Regions from separate parts of the Homo sapiens genome. Here region 1 is linked to region 2. The links are chromatin loops, found by intact Hi-C in ENCODE. Cell type or tissue: endothelial cell of umbilical vein. All regions are shown on one strand. Links, peaks and the distances in the headings refer to the core of each region. The heading gives the core; the rest is flanking DNA.

Region 1 (10,960 bases), core at 1,184-9,183, 230 kb after region 2:
CTGCAGGACTATCTTTCACAGTACAGTAACACTGACGTGGAAGATTTCATTGTTATGTTCATGGCACTAGACATGATAAAAAGGTGTATTAGTCCGTTGTCATGCTGCCGTGAAGAAATACCCAAGACTGGGTAATTTATAAAGGAAAGAGGCTTAATTGACTCAGTTCAGCATGGCTGGAGAGGCCTCAGGAAACTTACAATCATGGCAGAAAGCAAATGAGAAGCAGGCACCTTTTTCACAGGGTGGAAGGATGGAATGAGTGCAAGCAGGGGAAATGCCAGACGCTTATAAAACTCTCAGCTCTCGCGAGACTCACCCACTATCATGAGAATAGCATGGAGGAAACTAGTCCCATGATCCAATTACCTCCACCTGGTCCCGCCCTTGACATGTGGGGATTATGGAGATTACAATTCAAGGTGAGATTTGGGTGGGGACACAGCCAAACCACATCTGAAAACCTCTGTTGGGGACATAGGGTCCTCCATAACCCTGCTGTTGGTGTAGTTCTGTCTCAGGTACGGAGCTCAGGGAAAGTGAGGCAGGAGACACTTGCTGCATTTGGCTGCATGGCGATTATAGACCTCAACGAGAGCCCACTCTGAGGAGTGGCAAGGGCAGAAGCCAGCCTGGAGTGTGGCAAAGAGAGAATGAATGGTGGGGAATTTGAAACATTAACTATAGGCTGGATACAGTTCTCGAGAAAAGGAGAGGGGCTGGGACCCAGGGCTGAAATGAAAAGGTTCAGTTTTGATAGGCTCAGGGAAACATTTTTATCCGTATCAGGAGAGGGGACAGAACATATAAGTATAGATAAAGGGTGGGACAAGGTATAGTTTTCCGGTTGGCTCATATCACTTTTCTCAGTGAGGGAAAAGTGCGGTCCCCAGGTATGGGAGGGGGCATGCCTGCCTGAGTGTCTCTTGGGAAGCACATGACTTCCCTGAGCCTCAGTGACCTAATCTGTAAAGTGGGAATGCTAATCCTGTTTGTAACGAGGATTTTTCATCTGTGTAAAAAATTTAGGCTGGGCACGGTGGTGCACGCTTGTAATCCCAGCATGTTGGGAGGCTGAGGCAGGTGGATCACCTGAGGTCAGGAGTTCAAGACCAGCCTGGCCAACACGGTGAAACCCCGTCTCTACTAAAAATACAAAAATTAGCCTGGCATTGTGGTGCATGCCTGTAATCCCAGCTATTCAGGATGCTGAGGCAGGGAGAATCGCTTGAACCCAGGAGATGGAGGTTGGAGTGAGCCGAGATCACGCCACTGCACTCCAGCCTGGGTGACACAGCGAGACTCCTTCTCAAAAAAAAAGGAAAAAATATTTAGCTCAGTTTCTCGCGTAGAATCATGCAGTAAATTCTGGTGATTTTTTTTTTGTCTTACCTATAGACACTGTCACTCTCACCATTAACGAGAAGGAAACTTTGTATTTCCATACTTCAATATAGGAGAGGCCGAGAAGCAGGATGAGTGTTGGTGTTTATGGTAGAGGGAAAACAAATGGGAAGGTTTGGTGGAAATTGTATTTGTTCACACAAATCTGGTATTAGGGTTGACGGGGCAGACAAATGTCAGGAACTCTTGGAATAGTGTGTGAATAAAAATGCAAACAACTTGCAGTAAACCATGTAGAGAGACTTAGCATTTCTTTATTATTAGTTGACACCTATTAATTAGAGTTGTAAAATATTCGGCCAGGTGGGGTGGCTCATGCCTGTAATCCCAGCGCTTAGGGAGGGTGTGGTGGGCGGATCACCTGAGGTCAGGAGTTCGAGACGAGCCTGGCCAACATGATGAAACCACGTCTCTACTAAAAATACAAAAAAAATTAGCTGGGCATGGTGGTGGGTACCTGTAATTCCAGCTACTCGGGAGGCTGAGGCAGGAGAATCACTTGAACCCAGGAGGCAGAGGTTGCAGTGAGTGGAGATTGCACCATTGCACTCCAGCCTGGGCGACAGAGTGAGACTCCGTCTCCAAAAAAAAAAAAGATTCAGAATTTAGACTGTTGTGGGTGTGTGTTGGATTTTGTTGAATTTGCTTATCAGAAAACAAACTTGTAATTTGGAAAGTTACTCAGTGAAACGAGAGTATGTGACAGACCAGAATTCATCTGAGTCAAGAGAAGATTTATATACTGTTTTTCACTGAAAAGGGCTTCACTGCCAGTAGTAAGAAATGAAAGTGTCAGAACTGTGGTTACAATTTTTCTACATGATTAAGATTTATCTGCCCCCCAGATCCTGAAAAGCTAAGCTTCTTGAAAATATTCTAGTGAAAGCAGCCACTCCTGCTTTGTATATAGGCTTAGCAAGAAAGTCGAGAATAGGCACTATCTTATAGCCTCGGCCAGGACACACTTCACCATTAAACTAAGCTGCTTTTGATGTTTGAAGAAAAATATACCTGGCCATTTAAAAAGTTACTTTTCATTTTTCAAATAGATGTCAAAAGTCCTAAATACTACAAGAAGGTATTTCAAAAAATACTGATACGCTTCTGTGTTTACTCTGACAAGGAACTACTTTTCTATTTCACTGTTTGGGTACATGTTTTGAGACATGACTTTGAACACAGATCACCAGACTGCAGGACATAGGAAACTGGAGTTTTTTTTTTTTTTTTCATTCAAGTTAATCAAAGAATAAAAGATCTCAAATTATAGATGGTGGCAGTGATGTGACAGGCAACATGAGATCTGCAGGGCATACAAAGCTGTTTGCCATTTATGCACTAGGATGTCCAAACTATGCTTCTGTTAATCAAACATTCAATATAAAATATCTGGCAAGGTGTGGTGGCTCATGCCTGTAATTCTAGCACTTTGGTAGTCTGAGACGGGTGGATTGCTTGAGGTCAGGAGTTCAAGACCAGCTTGGCCAATATGGTGAAACCTCATCTCTACTAAAAATACAAAAATTAGCCCAGCATGGTGGCACGCACCTGTAATCCCAGCTACTCAGGAGGCTGAGGCAGGGAGAATCACTTGAATCTGGGAGGTGGAGGTTGCAGTGAGCCAAGATTGTGCCACTGCACTCCAGCCTGGGCAACAGAGTGAGACTCTGTCTCAAAAACAAAATTATAAAATAAAATATCCAAGACCTTAAATGGCACCATTTTACTGCTCTCATGGTTCTGCCTTTCTATCCTTCCCTGTACTGGACAAAACCTTGACCAATTTTGTCCTATTTACCCTAATATTTATTTCAGAATACTCATTAGAAATTTAAAAGAATTCCAACTACCAATCAATGCCATTGAAATCAATGAATATTGCCCAAGCCCTGTGGACTTCACCAGGAAATAAACAGCTATGGTAGAGATGATCTCAGCCTCTTGCCCTTCTCAACTCCTGCCCTGATCTGTTAAGGGGACTTTCTGTCAGCATCTGCAGGAGGTTTGTCTCTTCCTGTCCTGTCCCTATGTCCTCAGTTCCTTTAGAGCCTGTGGCATTGATTATTTTGTCCTCTCCCTCTTTATCACCCTTGTCACTTTAGTATTTAATTATGCTCAAGAATCTTAAAACATCTGCCATTTTTGCCTCTATTTTCTCTTTAGCTATCAAAGGAAGCCCAAAGTTCTTTCTCCATGTCCAAAAAACAAGAGAGTCTAAAAAGACTGTTCTTCTCTTTATAATTCCCATTCAGTTCTAAATCTGATACCTGCTGTGGCCTTCACCAATCCACTAAAATTATCTCCATTAACAACCTCCTAGCTGTGAAATTCAATGGATGTTTTCAGTCTTAATCTGACACCAATGGGAATAAACATTCAAGAATACCCTCTTAAAGTTGACCAAAGGTTATGAGATAAAGGAGAAAGTATTTCCAAATAAGGTCCACCATTTTACCCTGAAAAACCACCATCTGACAAAACCCTGTGTAGGTTTGGTGAGTTTCCTGTCCTTCTGCACTGGGCTATGAGCACTGGTTAAGTGTTTATAAACTGTCTGAACGGGATCTACTTTTCCTTCTGGATCTTTTATTCCTTCTCAAAATGAACAACTGGAGGTTAAGATGTATGCAGTACATTTCTCTTTGCTCATGAAAAATCATGTATGGCGCTGTCATCAGCTTGCTGTGGTATGTGTGGTCAAGTTTGGTCAAGTGAACTGTCCTTTTTACAAGAAAAACTGGTTCCATGGCCCCTTCCCATGTGTGGTTGGGGAGGCTCCTATAATTGCCCTTTTTACCTTTTTACTTGGACATGACCTGATACCCAAATGAGCCACTGGGTGGGGTTGTAGAGCTCAGTGGTTCAAACAGACTGCAGGTTCTATCTAGACCCTGATTGCCTGGGTGGATGGCTCATTCTGCCACTTCCTACAGATACAACCTCTCTGTGCCTCAGTTTCTTAATCTGTAAAATGGAGAGAGATAGTAGTAGGTTGCTATTTCTGTTAAATTAGATAGTTCATGTAAAGCATTTAGAATATCAAGTAAGCACTCAATCAACTTTAGCTAGTGCTAGTATTAGTATTAGAATTAAAATCAGAGTTGGAATGAAAAGGGCATCAGAATAGTATCAACATTATTACTGAGGGCTGACTTTAAGCCCAAGAGTGAAATCTCATGTCTAAATGTTGGAAAGAAAACAAGGAAAAAAGAGGTTGAAAATGGAGTAGAAACAGGTGGGGCTACAGCAGATGACAACTATTTATGTGGAGAGTACTTTAATCCGGGTAATGAGTCAGCATCTATCTGTCTTTAAATTACAAATGTATGTTTTACAAAAATCACTTGTCTTCATCATCAAGAAAATACAATGAGTTTGAAATACAAGAACTCAAGTATAAATCTTCTCCATGTCTTCTGGGTGCTTTTCATGCCCTACTCTGTGGAGTAACTTACCTGCTGACATTTGGAATAGCAAATTAATAGCTGTTTTTAAAGGCTGACAAAGCCATTTCTATTCTTCCTGGTTTCTGAAGGACCTGAGGTTATGGGTAGCTCTTTCAAAAATTACATTTCCATAAATCATACTAAGTCGTTAGTTTTCTATTATGTAAGGCATTGCTCTTTGTGTAAATATGAATGCAAATTTTCCACTAAATAACTGTGTGAAAGTCTTAGCAATGACTCATTTTCCTCATCTACAAAACAGGGGGCTTGTACTAATTGGATGATCTCTCAGGTCCTTTGTGCTGCTATTATTATCTATCTGACACTGGGTGTGAAGCAATTAAACAGATGTATCCTCAAGTTACTGCTGAGTTATCGCTGCTGGTAGGCTTCTACAATCACATGATGTAGGAAAAAAGCATGGCACAGCAACAAGGAGGTTGCTGTTGGTTTCCAGCTTAAATTCTAAGCAGATAGTGTCTTTTTCTTCAGAAGGAATTTAAAATGCTTCTGGTATTGCCATGATCACAGAACACTGTGCTGGAAAGAGCAAAGAGGCAAAAAACAAACAAACAAACAAAAACAATGGTTTACATTACAGAAGAGAGCTGTAGCATCAGGCAGCTAAACTATTACCTGTGACTGGCTGCTGAACAAGACAGTGATCTGAATGCACACCTAATTATTCCAGATTTTCATCCAAATAATGAAAGAAATACGAAAGTAGGAAAAAGCTCTAATTAGCTAGCGCTAGAAACTGGGGAAAGGGAGTTGGCATTAGACTTTTGTTGAATTTCTTTAAATGAGGGTCTAAATGAGATTACTGTGGAAGAAAAGTCAACTTAATTCCAACCTTATAGGAGGGAAAAACACCTCTCTTAATCAAGGGACTTCAAAAGAATCCTAAAAAAGTCCTTTCTCTGTACACTGATGACTATTTAAATTAAAAATACAATCACTTGAAAATTTAACATTCTCTAAAATAACTATTTGGTAGAGAGGAAATAAGTGCAATTATTGATAATTTAGAAAAATTAATGAGAACACTGCATATAAAAACTTAAAAGACGGCCTGGTGCGGTGGCTCACTCCTGTAATCCAAGCACTTTGGGAGGCCGAGGTGGGCGGATAACAAGGTCAGGAGATCAAGACCATCCTGGCTAACACAGTGAAACCCCGTCTCTACTAAAAATACAAAAAAAATTAGCCAGGCATGGTGGCGGGTGCCTGTAGTCCCAGCTACTTGGGAGGCTGAGGCGGGGAGAACGGTGTGAACCCGGGAGGCGGAGCTTGCAATGAGCAGAGATCGTGCCACTGCACTCCAGCCTGGGCGACAAAGCGAGACTCTGCCTCAAAACAAAAAAAAAACAAAAAAAAAACAAAAAAAACAAAAACTTACAAGACATAGCAAAAACAGGACTCTAATGAAAAGGTATGTCTTTAACTGTTTTCACTCTTTAACAGGAAAAATGAAACAAAGGAGAATTTGGTTTCATTTTTTCTTACCACTGTATTAGTAGCATTCTTATGTAAGGGCCAAGGGAAAACGTTCCCTTCTTCCCCTGAAGGGTCCCTGAAAATCAGCTGGACAAAAGGCAGATCAATAGGTGAAAAGGCATACAGTCTTATTGTATCTTAATTTTATTTCACATGGGAGCCTTCAGAATGAAGACTCAAAGATAAAGGGGAAATTGTCCATTTTTGTATTGAGGTTCAACAAAATATGGACAGCCATGTAGAAATTTGATTGGACAAAAAGGGCATGACCTAATGCTAACAGACTGAGTGGGGAAACCCAGCGAGGCTTGTCCATCTAGATTCTTCCTGGCCTCTCTGAGCACCGTACCTTCCTTCTGGGTGTGGGGCAGAACCCTCTCTGGAATGGGGGTACTTTTTTTTTTTTTGAGAGGGAGTCTCCCTCTGTCGCCCAGGCTGGAGTGCAGTGGTGCGATCTCGGCTCACTGCAAGCTCCGCCTCCCGGGTTCACGCCATTCTCCTGCCTCAGCCTCCCAAGTACCTGCGACTACAGGTGCCCACCACCGCGCCTGGCTTTTTTTTTTTTTTTTGTATTTTTAGTAGAGACGGGGTTTCACTGTGTTAGCCAGGACGATCTCAATCTCCTGACCTCGTGATCCACCCGCCTTGGCCTCCCAAAATGCTGGGATTATAGGCGTGAGCCACCATGCCCGGCCTGGAATGGGGGTCTTATAACCTACTGTCAAACAAGGTAGGTCTGAGAATTTATTTATGACCAGATTTTACACAGAAACGCAGCGAGAAAGTTAGAGCACTATTTTTAGGTGTTATGGTTGGGTTTGGGGAAGATGGGTTCTGGTTTCTATGACCCTGACTTGGTGAAGAGGGATTCCAGTTTCTGGGGCTAGGCCCAGGGGAGAATGAGGAGCCAGAGACAGGAGGGCGGGAGAAGGTCAGAGAGAGCTGCTTCTGAAGCCTTCATTTAGGGTATCGTTCTCTGGGCCCTAACACTGACTCCTGACACTCTTGAAGCGTCCTTCCCTTAGCCAGCAGGACGCTGCACTCACCTGGCTTCCCGCCTGGGTCTCTTGCCATGCCTCCTCTGTGTGTTCCACTTGCTGGGTCCCCTCTGCGGCCCCTGAATGCTGGAGCTCCCCACAGCTTGGTCCTGGGCCCCAACTGCCATGCAGTCCAAGTGGTTCCATCTCTTCTTAGGGCTTTAACCATCCTTGCTATGTGACTGTACTCACCATTATGTTCTGAGGATAGTCCCTGCACTGAATAATCAAATGTTCATTTCTGTCAGCTCCACATTCGCCACCTTAACCCAAGTTTTCACCATTTCCTGTTTAAAGTAATCTCAGGACTCTTCTCTGGCATCTTCTCATGTCACCCTCTGATTGATTCTCTACGATTAGTAACAGTCAATTTTTTTTTTTTTTTTTGAGACGGAGTCTCGCTCTGTCGCCCAGGCTGGAGTGCAGTGGCACGATCTCTGCTCACTGCAAGCTCCGCCTCCTGGGTTCACGCCATTCTCCTGCCTCAACCTCCTGAGTAGCTGGGACTACAGGCGCCCGCCACCACGCCCGGCTAATTTTTCTGTATTTTTAGTAGAGACGGGGTTTCACCGTGCTAGCCAAGATGGTCTGGATCTCCTGACCTCGTGATCCGCCCACCTCAGCCTCCCAAAGTGCTGGGATTACAGGCGTGAGCCACCGCGCCCGGCCAGTAACAGTCAACTTTTAAAGTATGCACATATAAGATGCTAGTACTCTACTTCATTAAGGCTCTTCAATACGATCACATTGCTTCCATGATAGAGGCCGAAATCCTTTATGCAGCTCAGAAGCTCCTTCACGATCTGGCCCCTGCCCCCCTCCCCAGCCTTATTTGAGACCTTCTTTCCTTCCTCCCTTTTTGTGTCTTCTTTTGGTTTCTGCAATGTGCTGTGTGAAATGTGCTAACAGCTCGACTCAGATTTTTATAGCATATTCCTTTCTCCTTCATTAAATATACAAAATTCTTTATTAAAATTTATCACAAATCTAAAGTGTTTGATAGATTTTTTTCTTATTTTTATTCCCAAAGCCAGTTACTAGAGTTCATGCCCACGTACACTTATATTTGCTGAATATCATGCTTTGAATTACATTTATAGCTTTGTAAGTAGTTTTCTATTTTTGTACACATTACATTGTATTGCTTAGAATTATGTACGTAAGACAGTATATAGATTTATGCTTTTAACTTTATAGCTAATAAAATGCATAGATGAATTAGATTGAAGTAAAATAATGTCATTCCTGACTGCTTTTAGTAGTCCATCTTGCAGTAAGAATTCGACTTTCTCAGTTTGAGATATTCCTCTCACATGTTAAACATGCTGACTTAAATTTTGAAACTTTTTTTATTTAAAAGACTTATTTGTCTAATTGGTTTGACAATGAAGATTGGCTTTGCTAACTAGCTTACATGGTGAACACAGTGAATACTTTCTATTAGTTTAGAAAGCTTATTTCCAGATCCAAGGTTTTGACAAAAGGTATATTTAAAACTATTTGATAAAATAATTTTTATCAAAAGTATGTGTAAATATATTTATTGCTGCATTTCATTGTGGTGGCCAAAATGTGGGTTGCCTTCCCGTAAAGGAATGGATGAATCCATTACAGATTATAGTATGTCCACACCGGTGTTTCTCAGCCTGGGTGATTTTGTCCTCCAGAGGACATTTAGCAATGTCTGGAGGCATTTTTGGTTGTCACAGTTGGAAGGCGGCAGCGGTGCTCCTGGTTTCTAGAGGATAGAGGTCAGGGGTGATGTTAAACACCTCCTAATGCACAGGGCAGCCCCCAACGCAATGGTTTCCATGCCTAAAATCATACTGCTCATGTTACAAAGTCCTGATCTGCAGCATGAATAAAATACTCATTAAAAAATATAGGCCTGGCATGGTGGCTCATGCCTGTAATCCCAGCACTTTGGGAGGCCAAGTTGGGTGGATCACCTGAGGTCAGGAGTTCAAGGCCAGCCCGGCCAACATGGTGAATACCCATCTCTACTAAAAATACAAAAATTAACCAGGCGTGGTCGTGGGCACCTGTAATCCTAGCTACTTGAGAGGCTGAGGCAGGATAATTGCTTGAACCCAGGAGGCAGAGGTTGCAGTGAGCCGAGTTGGCATCACTGCACTCTAACCTGGGCAACAGAGAAAGACTCTATCTCAAAAAAAAAAAAGGAAAAATTAAAACTATATCCGTTGTCTTGAAAATGTTTTTCACAAGGTACTGTTGAATTAGAAAACCAACATGCAGAAAAGTATGTATAGTAGGATGCCAATTTTTTAAAACAAAGAGCAGCTGTCTCAGTGCGTTTGTTTTTGTCCATGTCTGTAGGGATTCTGCAAGCACAGAGAAAACCCGGGAAGACACTCAGGAGAGCCTTACCTTGTTTATTGCGTGTTGGGAAAACCCGATGTAGGTGAAGGAAGAAAGTCTAAAGAAACCAGAAAAGGAATTGAAAAGACTATTATGTGTTGACATGAAACTTTGTGCGTTCAAGTATAAATACATTTAAAAATTAAAACCTTTTCATATCTGTATACTGGTTTTTATATCATGTGACAATTTAAAGAATAAAGTAAAAACAGTGGTCCTGGCTTTGTGAGGATTCCCACATGATTGGAGGAGACGTATGGCTTTTGTAGAGGCAGCTTTACACAACAGCACTGAGAGTGCAGGAAGGCAGGGTGCTCCCCAGACCTCCAGGGAGTTCGTCCCTAAGAGGAAGGCGGTTAGCGGAGGAGTGCTTTCCTGCTTCCCCAGGAGAATGGCGGGGGCTCAGGAGCCGGCTTTAGAGGTGACAACATGGGCACATTTGCCTGAGGAGGAGGAAGAAGGGAGCACCAGAGAGGTGAGAAGCCTGCCTGGGGGAAGAGTGGGCGATGCTGCTGAGAGTGTGAAACTGGCTCTCCTAGGGAGGATTATTTTGAGCCAGCATTGCTGTTGGAGGCATGGTTACACTCTTGATCTGTCGTCCCTCCAGAAAAGCCTGCAACAAACAGCTGCTTTTCAAGACTTTGGGAGGGGGCTGTAGTTTCTCACCTCAGCTCCAGCTAGTGTGGGATGAGGGCCCACAGGCCCCAATGCGCGTGTTTCAGAGAGAGGAAAGGAATCTAGTAGGGACCAGAACACACCCACAGAGCAGAGCACGTGGGGGCTTAGGGGATGGAGAGCTGAGATGGCTGGGGTTTTAGGACTTTAGGGCTAAGGGACTGGAAATTATATGCCTTAAAATAATGGTGAGATTTAAAAACTAGAGCCAAGAGATATGGGCCTTCTAGGGCCAGAAGTCAAAACAGTCATGGAACCTTCAGAGGAGAGAGAATAACAAAATCCCAGGCTGCTAATTAGCCTCAGCGTCTCCTTATATTAGATTTTTTTTCTCTGTCTCTGATTTGCTCAAAAAGAGTACTGAATATGTGTTTAACCACATTTGTTAGGAAAATCAATGCCAAACTATGAAAGAGCACCATGCTCGCCATGATTCATCTGAGCTACATGACCTTAGATGATGTGTCTGAGGCTGACATTAGCGAGTCCCAATTCCTCAGACCATGAGTTGGCCATAATTCA
Region 2 (8,000 bases), core at 1-8,000:
CGGTGTGCACCTGCCAGGTGAGGCTTGATCACACGACCCCACAGCATTGCAGGCAGCTCTGTGCCGTGCATGGTCTGGTGCAGTCACGGTCAAAGAAGTCAAATAGCTGTTAATATGTTTTTCAAGTAGAATCTTTAGGTTATTATCTAACGCCTCATTCTTGATTTTTATTTCTGCATTTCTCTGCTCCTGACATCACAACTTCATAGGTTATGACCTGCAGTGGCTTCCCCTGAAGACCTGTGTTCCACTAGCAGGCTGTCATCTGATGGGTCCTGCCCACACACTCTGGTGCTGTTCTCGCAGCTGGCTTGATGATGGCACCATATCCACCTACACCTTTACTACACGTTCCTATTAATATCACAGTAATGTAGTTTCAAAATGTTGGCACCCATATTCCTACAGTAGTGTCTCAAAACCCTATGACATAATTAAGCAAATATTATATTCCCTATTTGCTGAGACAGGCCTAGAGAGGGCCGGATAAGAGTCCTGAATTCAAACAGGTAATGAGGGAATTTGATCTAGCACTAGGACTCAGGCTTCCTGACTTCCAGGTGAATCCTCTGCCCGCGGCACCACGTTACACCTGTTGGCGGGGGGGGGGGGGGGGGGAGGTGGATGGGTGGGGGGCGGTCTGTGCATCGCCGCAGGTGCGATGATAGGGCCTGGGCTGGGGAGGAGCTTGGAAACCCATGTGCCTTCTTGTTGTACTAACAGCGTCCATGGATGTTTATCCCAGCACATTCACCCGGTGTATGGAGATGCACCTGACTGCAATAACTCAGGCAATCCCTGAGAATGACTCTATGATCCAAGAAGAATGTGTGTTCAGCCTTCTGAGCTAAGGAGTCTGGGAGTGGCAAACCCTGAGATTCAGTCCACATCTGTGAAGGACATCGGAGCGCCTGGCCCATCCCTTGCAACACAGGCCATATGGGGGATCGAGGCCCTTTGTTTTGGGTTAAATGGAAGTTGTTGCTAAGTGAAAATGCTGTATAACCTGCATGCTTTTTAAAAATGGGAGCAGTTTTCCAGTCCAGCTCGCTGCTACTGGACCGCCCTGTCTGTTAAGTCCTCAATAAACCCTATGTCCTGTTCCATGGCTCTGGGTCTCTTCTTCAGCCTTTTGGACGTGGTGCCATCCCTATTGGATTCCACAGGGTCTGTCAGGCAATGGTGGCATGAGTGAACACAACCCATGTCACTCACTGCACTCACTCTTGGTAAGACAGAGCTATGTACAAGACAATTCTTGCAGCAGTGGCTTATTTTGAGCACATTCATACATATGAAAATATCTGGGGTTAGGCCAAGAAGATGAGATCAGTTGTTTGCACAAATCTATAAATATGGCATCATACAATTGGAATGAGCTTATAAACCAAATCCTTGGTTTTCTTCTAGACCATTTAGGAACATCCCTAACATGTCTGATTTTCTGGTTGACCGAAATTGAGCTTTTTCCTTTTTTTTTTTCTAACAAACAGGGTTCCAATATCAGTATTGAGCACTGTGTGCTGTAAGCCTCATTGTGACTTTGGCTTGTGTCAGTGAGGTTTTAGCAGCTCCTCCCCTGCTGCCTGCTGTTTCACTTTCTTTGGTTTTAGTTTTGATTTTAGTTATCTGCTGTCAACTTTGGTCTGGATAATATTAAATGGAAAATTCCAGAAATAATTTATACATTTTAAATGGCACCCCTTTCTGACTAGCGTGATGGAATCTTGAGCCGTCCAGCCCAGGACATGAATCATCCCTGTGTCCAGCATCTCCAGCTGTCTACGCTCCCAGCCCGTGAGTCACTGAGGAGCCATCTCCACGGTGAGATCCACTGTTAAGTTATTGTGGTACTTGTGTTCAAGTCACCGTTAATTTTAATTAATAATGGCTCCAAAGCACAAGAGCATTGATGCTAGCATATTGTCATAATCACTTCATTTTATTGTGAGTTATTGTTCTTAATCTCTCACTGAGCCTTATTTATAAGTTAAACTTTAGCAGAGGTGTGTATGCACAGGAAAACAGATAGTGTATACAGGGTTCTGTACTCTCTGTGGTTTTAGGCTTCCAGTAGGGGTCTTGGAACAAATCCCCTGTCAATAAAGGGGGACAACTGTATTTCTAGACTTGAAGTCCCAGATTTTATCTTTATTGTAGTTGACTTTGAAAAAAACACTCTTATTTTTCATCTTTCATTTTCATTTAAACTGGAAATGCAGCTTAAACGCAGCACTCTGGGCAGTGAAAGGTGACAGTGGTTGTTAGTGGGTGACTCCTAGTGACAGCCATCCCTAGGAAATGGCAAAATGGACATTCTCTGTAAACTGTGAACGTCTGTAGTGTTTTTTTTTTCCGACTTGAAAATAACAAGTCACTAAATCACTTGATAGCATAAATGCCAGTTAAAGAAAGCTGTCTGGATCTAATACAGAATAATTTTAGACTTTCTTGGCCCTTCTTTCAATGCTAAATTGTCTTTTGCTTTCCTTGTACATTTGCTACTCTATGACCTTCACAATGTTTTCCTACAAACTACTAGAAATTTAATACTGATAGCTTTACAGACATGGTACTCAGGAATATCATCAGGACATACAGTAGGAGGCTGATCTGTGAATGAACTCACCATTCCATCACTACTATGAAAAAGAATATCCATTTGAGAAAGCGCCTCAATTTTCCCAGCGTGAGCTTGAATATGCACACCCCTTGGGGCATCCATGCTTAGACTCCGAGTGGGGGATTCTAATCTGAGATGAGGAAAAGAAGCACAAAAAAAAAAAAAAAAAGTATTAAAAATAGCCACTCCAGCAATCCCTCAACTTAGCATGGGAAATATAACTAGTAAGATATGTAAGTCTTCAAGTCATTCTCAAATGGTAACATATTGTGCATTATTCATTGATAAATCTAGAAATAATGTGAAGTAAGATATAAACTTTGTATCAATGAAAGCCTATGAGATTAGTATCCTCTAAAAGCCGATAAAAACATTAGGCAGTCCTAATCCCATGCAGCAGTTTCCGATGGCATAGTTAAGTACTCTGGCATACTATTTCAGAAGAAAATGCCATTTATGAATTACTATACAAAATTATTTTCGTTATGTTGCCCAGGCTAGAGTGCAGTGGCTCTTCACAGTTGTGATCGTGGCACACTGCAAAATCGAACTCCCGGCTCAAGAGGTCCTCCTGGCTTGGCCTCTCAACCAGCTGTGGCAGGCTTGTTTTTTAGTTAAAACACCAATTTATTTAAGAAAAAAAGATAGATTTAAGGACAACACATGCATTTTCCACATGTTCATAAGACAGAATATAAGTTTGGTCTTTTCTTTATTATTATTTAAAAACATTACAGGGCAAATGGAAAGATTTCTTTTGGAAAAAATACTAAACTGATAGAACCGAAAGGAGGGAGGTTGGCCTCAGCTGGCTTTTGGTTTTGTAAAATTTATCAGACTTTCCTTGTGGTTAAGCCAAATATAGAAAGAGAACCAAAAATATAAGAGCCAGAGGAATTCTCTTACTTGCCTCTGCCTGGAAAAGGCTGTATTTCCACCAGATGGCACAATGTGATCATTTGAAACACTTTTCAGCTGCTCAGCCCCAAAGTTTGAAATGCTGATTTCAAGGAAACGCTTAAAGGGCAGTAGGAAGCAGAACAAACAGAAAAAGATACCTAATTCGGAAATCCTACCCATTGTAGGCTAGGGTTTCATGGGAGGAGAGGGGCAGGGAGCAGAGAGAAAGGGAAGTGGCTTAAGAGAGAAGTACCCTGATAATGAATCTGCACTTAAATTGACTGAACATTTATTTAACAGACTTTTTACATCTGATGAAATTGCTCCCTTGAATTGGCAAGTTTTTTTTAATCTATGACTATTTGTTATAGAAGACAAAGTTTCATTTTCTGAGCATGTGAAGTTTGACCTGCCCCACATTTTGAAGTCTTACCTTGAGTATGAGAAAACGCTTAGAGACATTTATGGAATTTATTGGTCAAGTTAGGCTGGGGAACACTTTGGTACAGCTCCATGTGCATGGTCTGGCTGCCTGCCCAGTTTGCTTTTTGTCTTTTTTTTTTTTTTGAGACGGAGTCTTGCTCTGTCACCCAGGCTAGAGAATACAGTGGTGTGGTCTTGGCTCACTGCAACCACAACCTCCTGGCTTCAGGCGATTCTCCTGCCTCAGCCTCCCAAGTACCTAGGTTTACAGGCACCCGCCACCGTGTCCAGCTAATTTTTGTATTTTTAGTAGAGACGGGATTTCACCATCTTGGCCAGGCTGGTCTCGAACTCCTGACCTCGGGATCCACCCGCCTTGGCCTCCCAAAGTGCTGGGATTACAGGCGTGAGCCACCACGCCTGGCCCCAGTTTGCTATTTTGACCTTGGATAATTGTCTACATTTTTCTTGCGTGGAGGAGTGGAAGGAAGGAAGAACACAGAAGCACCTTTGAAGCCTGGTCAATTTCAGGCAAACTATCTGTGACCTTGAAGATCCTTGTGAAAGTGGGTGTTTCCAAGATCAGTCATTAAACGACAACAAAATGACTTCAACCTGATCATTTACTAGTTTTTAACCATGTTATAATGGGACGCTGCTAAGAAGAGCAAACTTCTTACCCTTTGCATTATTTCTAGACTTGGAGATGAGAAATTTCAGTTCAACCCAGATTGAGACACATTTTACCAAAAGGCTGAGATAAGATTGCTCTGAAGTATACATTTCCATTAACACATTGAACAGTACTCAGATACAAAATAACTTGTTTTCTGTCTTTGTTATATTTTAGTTTACCCTCTTTTCTGAATAGGTAAATACATAAATATTATGACTTCAATGAAAAGTAAAAGAGTTTTGAACAGTGTCACAGAAATATATCCAAATGCTTATGTGTGTGTGTAATATTAAATATATATTATATATAAATATGTATATTTCTATATTAAATATTTAGGTCCCATCATGGCAGTTTTCTTCTTAGGACATAAGACACTGGACATAAGGCACTAACTTTGCTTTCAGAATTTGATTCACTCTCTTCTCATTAGTTCAATTAAAGATGTATACAAAAGACTTGGAAGTTGACTTTGAGAGATCTCACAGTTGATTGGTGTATTAGTCAGGGTTCCCTAGAGGGACATAACTAGTAGGATATAACTAGTAGGACATAACTAGTAGTTATAGTAGGACATAACTAGTAGGAAGGGGAGTTTATTAAGTATTAACTTACATGATCACAAGGTCCCACAATAGGCTGTCTGAAAGCTTAAGGAGCAAAGAGAGCCAGTCCGAGTCTCAAAACTGAAGAACTTGGAGTCCAATGTTCGAGGGCAGGAAGCATCCAGCATGACAAAAAGATGTAGGCTGGGAGCCTTTTCACATTTTTCTGCCTGCATTATATTTGCTGGCCACTGATTAGATGGTGCCCACCCAATTAAGGGTGGGTCTGCCTTCCCCAGCCCACTAACTCCAATGATAATCTCCTTTGGCAACACCCTCACAGACACACCCAGGACCAATACTTTGTATCTTTTAATCCAATCGAGTTGACACTCAGTATTAACCATCACAAGTCCACCCCTTGAACCCATACACATCTCCTGAGATCACACATAATCTTCAAATAAAGATAATAAGGTCATAATTACACCCAACATAATACAACTATCCTTCCTACAACTGGAAACGCACCAATCCCCAACCCAAATACTATTACATAAGTTAACAATACTTAAATGCTGCTATGAAGTCAATAAATCTTATGTAAAATGATAAAGGAAAAGAAAATAAAGATATTTTCTTAGTACAAGTGTATACATGCACAAGTATGTTTTCAGCAAAAAAAAGGAGAAAATACTCATAATTACAGTCCCCGTTTCTGAAGCTGGTCACGTGTTCGTAGCTGGTATTGATGACTACCTTCTTCAACTACCCATTCTGTATTCCCTTTGCCTTCAGCAAGCACCTCAGCAGGTCATGGCTTTTTTCCTGGTGGAGTGAGCCAAACCTTCATTCCTGAGAGGTCTGGGCCGTTTGTAGCCCTGCCTGGATTGGGCTGTTGTAGTTTCCCATTGACCTTAATCACAGGGCATGGTAATACTAAGAGATGCCCTAATGGATCTCCTGTATTCCATGCATATTCTTCCTTACCTCTGTGGTGTAGTAGACTGATTTCATCTTTTTTTTTTGAGACGGAGTCTCACTCTGTTGCCCAGGCTGCAGTGCAGTGGTGTGGTCTCGGCTCACTACAAGCTCTGCCTCCTGGGTTCACGCCATTCTCCTGCCTCAGCCTCCCAAGTAGCTAGGACTATAGGTGCCTACCACCATGCCCGGCTAATCTTGGTAGAGACAGCTTTCACTGTGTTAGCCAGGATGGTCTCAATCTCCTGACCTCATGATCTGCCCACCTTGGCCTCCCAAAGTGCTGGGATTACAGGCATGAGCCACCGCGCCCGGCCAAATGATTTCATCTTGATAGTCTGGGTCAATCACCCCAGCCAACATTGGAACTCCCTTCTTAGCCTGTTGACTTAAACATAGGAGGAGCCCAAAGTGTCCAGGTGGCAATCTTAACTTTCAATTTAATGGAATCATTGTTGTGTCTCCTGGTGGCAGCAGTCCTCCCTCTGGAACTAAGATCTCTAGGCCAGCAGAACGTAATGTCGCAGGAACAGGAAGCAAAAATTTTGCTAGTGGATCACTGGGGTGATGGCGAGTGGTGCCACTTCCACTTCCACCCCTTGATTCCTGGACCCATGAGTCCTGGCTATGGGAGAAACAGTACCACATATTGGACGCTGATTCAGAGCATACACGGCCTTCTGGAGAACTCTGCCCCAGCCCTGCAAAGTATTGTCACCTAGTTGGCACTGTAATTGTGACTTTAAAAGAACATTCCACCGTTCTATCAATCTAGCTGCTTCAGGATGATGGGGAACATGGTAAGACCAGTGAATTCCATGAGCATGAGCCCACTGCTGCACTTCTTTAGCCATAAAGGGAGTGCCTTGATCAGAGGCAATGCTGTGTGGAATACCATGATGGTGGATAAGGCATTCCATGAGTCTACAGATAGTAGTCTTGGCAGAAACATTGCATGCAGGATAGGCAAACCCATATCCAGACTGTCTATTCCAGTGAGGACAAACCTCTGCCCTTCCCATGATGGAAGAGGTCCAATATAATCCAACTGCCACCAGGTAGCTGGCTTATCACCCCAAGGATGGTGCCATATCAAGGGCTCAGTGTTGGTCTCTGCTACTGGCAAACTGGGTACTCAGCAGTGGCTGTAGCCAGAATAGCCTTGGTGAGCGGAAGTCCATGTTGCTGAGCCAATGCGTAACCTCCATCCCTGCCACCATGGCCACTTTGTTCATGGGACTATTGGACAATGACAGGGGTGACTGGGGAAAGAGACTGAGTAGTGTCCTCAGAACGGGTCATCCTATCCACTTGATTATTAAAATCCTTCTCTGCTGAGGTCACCAGTTGGTGAGCACTCACATGGGATACAAATATCTTCACATTTTTTGACCACTCAGAGAGGTCCATCCACATATCTCTTCCCCAAATTTCTTTGTCACCAATTTTCCAATCATGCTTCTTCCAAGTCCCTGACCATCCAGCCAAACCATTGGCTACAGCCCATGAATCAGTATATAATTGCATATCTGGCCATTTCTCCTTCCATGCGAAGTGCACAATCAGGTGCACTACTCAAAGTTCTGCCCACTGGGAAGATTCCCCTTCACTGCTGTCCTTCAGGGATGTCCTAGAAAGGGGCTGTAGTGCTGCAGCTGTCCACTTTTGGGTGGTGCCTGCATATCATACAGAACCATCTGTGAACCAGGCCCTAGTCTTCTCTTCCTCTCTCAACTGATCATAGGGAACTCCCCATGAGGCCATTGGTGCAGGCTGGGGAAGAGAAGGCAGGGTGGCAGAAGGGGAGACCATGGGCATTTGAGCCATTTCCTCATGTAACTTACATGTGCCT

The links. A loop is a pair of places that touch in the nucleus more often than their neighbours do. Peaks named below come from ENCODE experiments on the same cell type or tissue, not always from the same donor. Only the 100,000 strongest peaks of a DNase experiment are listed, where the experiment ranks them.
Region 1: it touches region 2 in a loop (4-fold over the local background); 1 of 110 quality-filtered maps calls a loop at or near these places.

Annotation. Positions count from the first base shown.
Region 1 is chr13:23,081,358-23,092,317 of GRCh38, reverse strand. No RefSeq gene overlaps it. Among named protein-coding and RNA genes, the nearest start is that of LINC00362, 84 kb to the left of the region's middle. In endothelial cell of umbilical vein, for the core only: a CTCF peak has its summit at 4,252; no DNase peak of the experiment used is centred there.
Region 2 is chr13:23,315,390-23,323,389 of GRCh38, reverse strand. It overlaps SGCG (sarcoglycan gamma), which reads right to left. Exons shown (of 8, transcript NM_000231.3): 7 at 2,630-2,753. LOC107984585 (a long non-coding RNA gene) reads left to right here. Exons shown (of 2, transcript XR_001749787.2): 1 at 1-1,824. Among named protein-coding and RNA genes, the nearest start is that of SACS-AS1, 100 kb to the left of the region's middle. RefSeq lists enhancers at 1,651-1,740, 1,751-1,940. In endothelial cell of umbilical vein, for the core only: a CTCF peak has its summit at 3,568 (motif pointing right); DNase peaks (open chromatin) are centred at 1,319, 1,789 and 3,619; H3K27ac peaks cover 3,700 bases.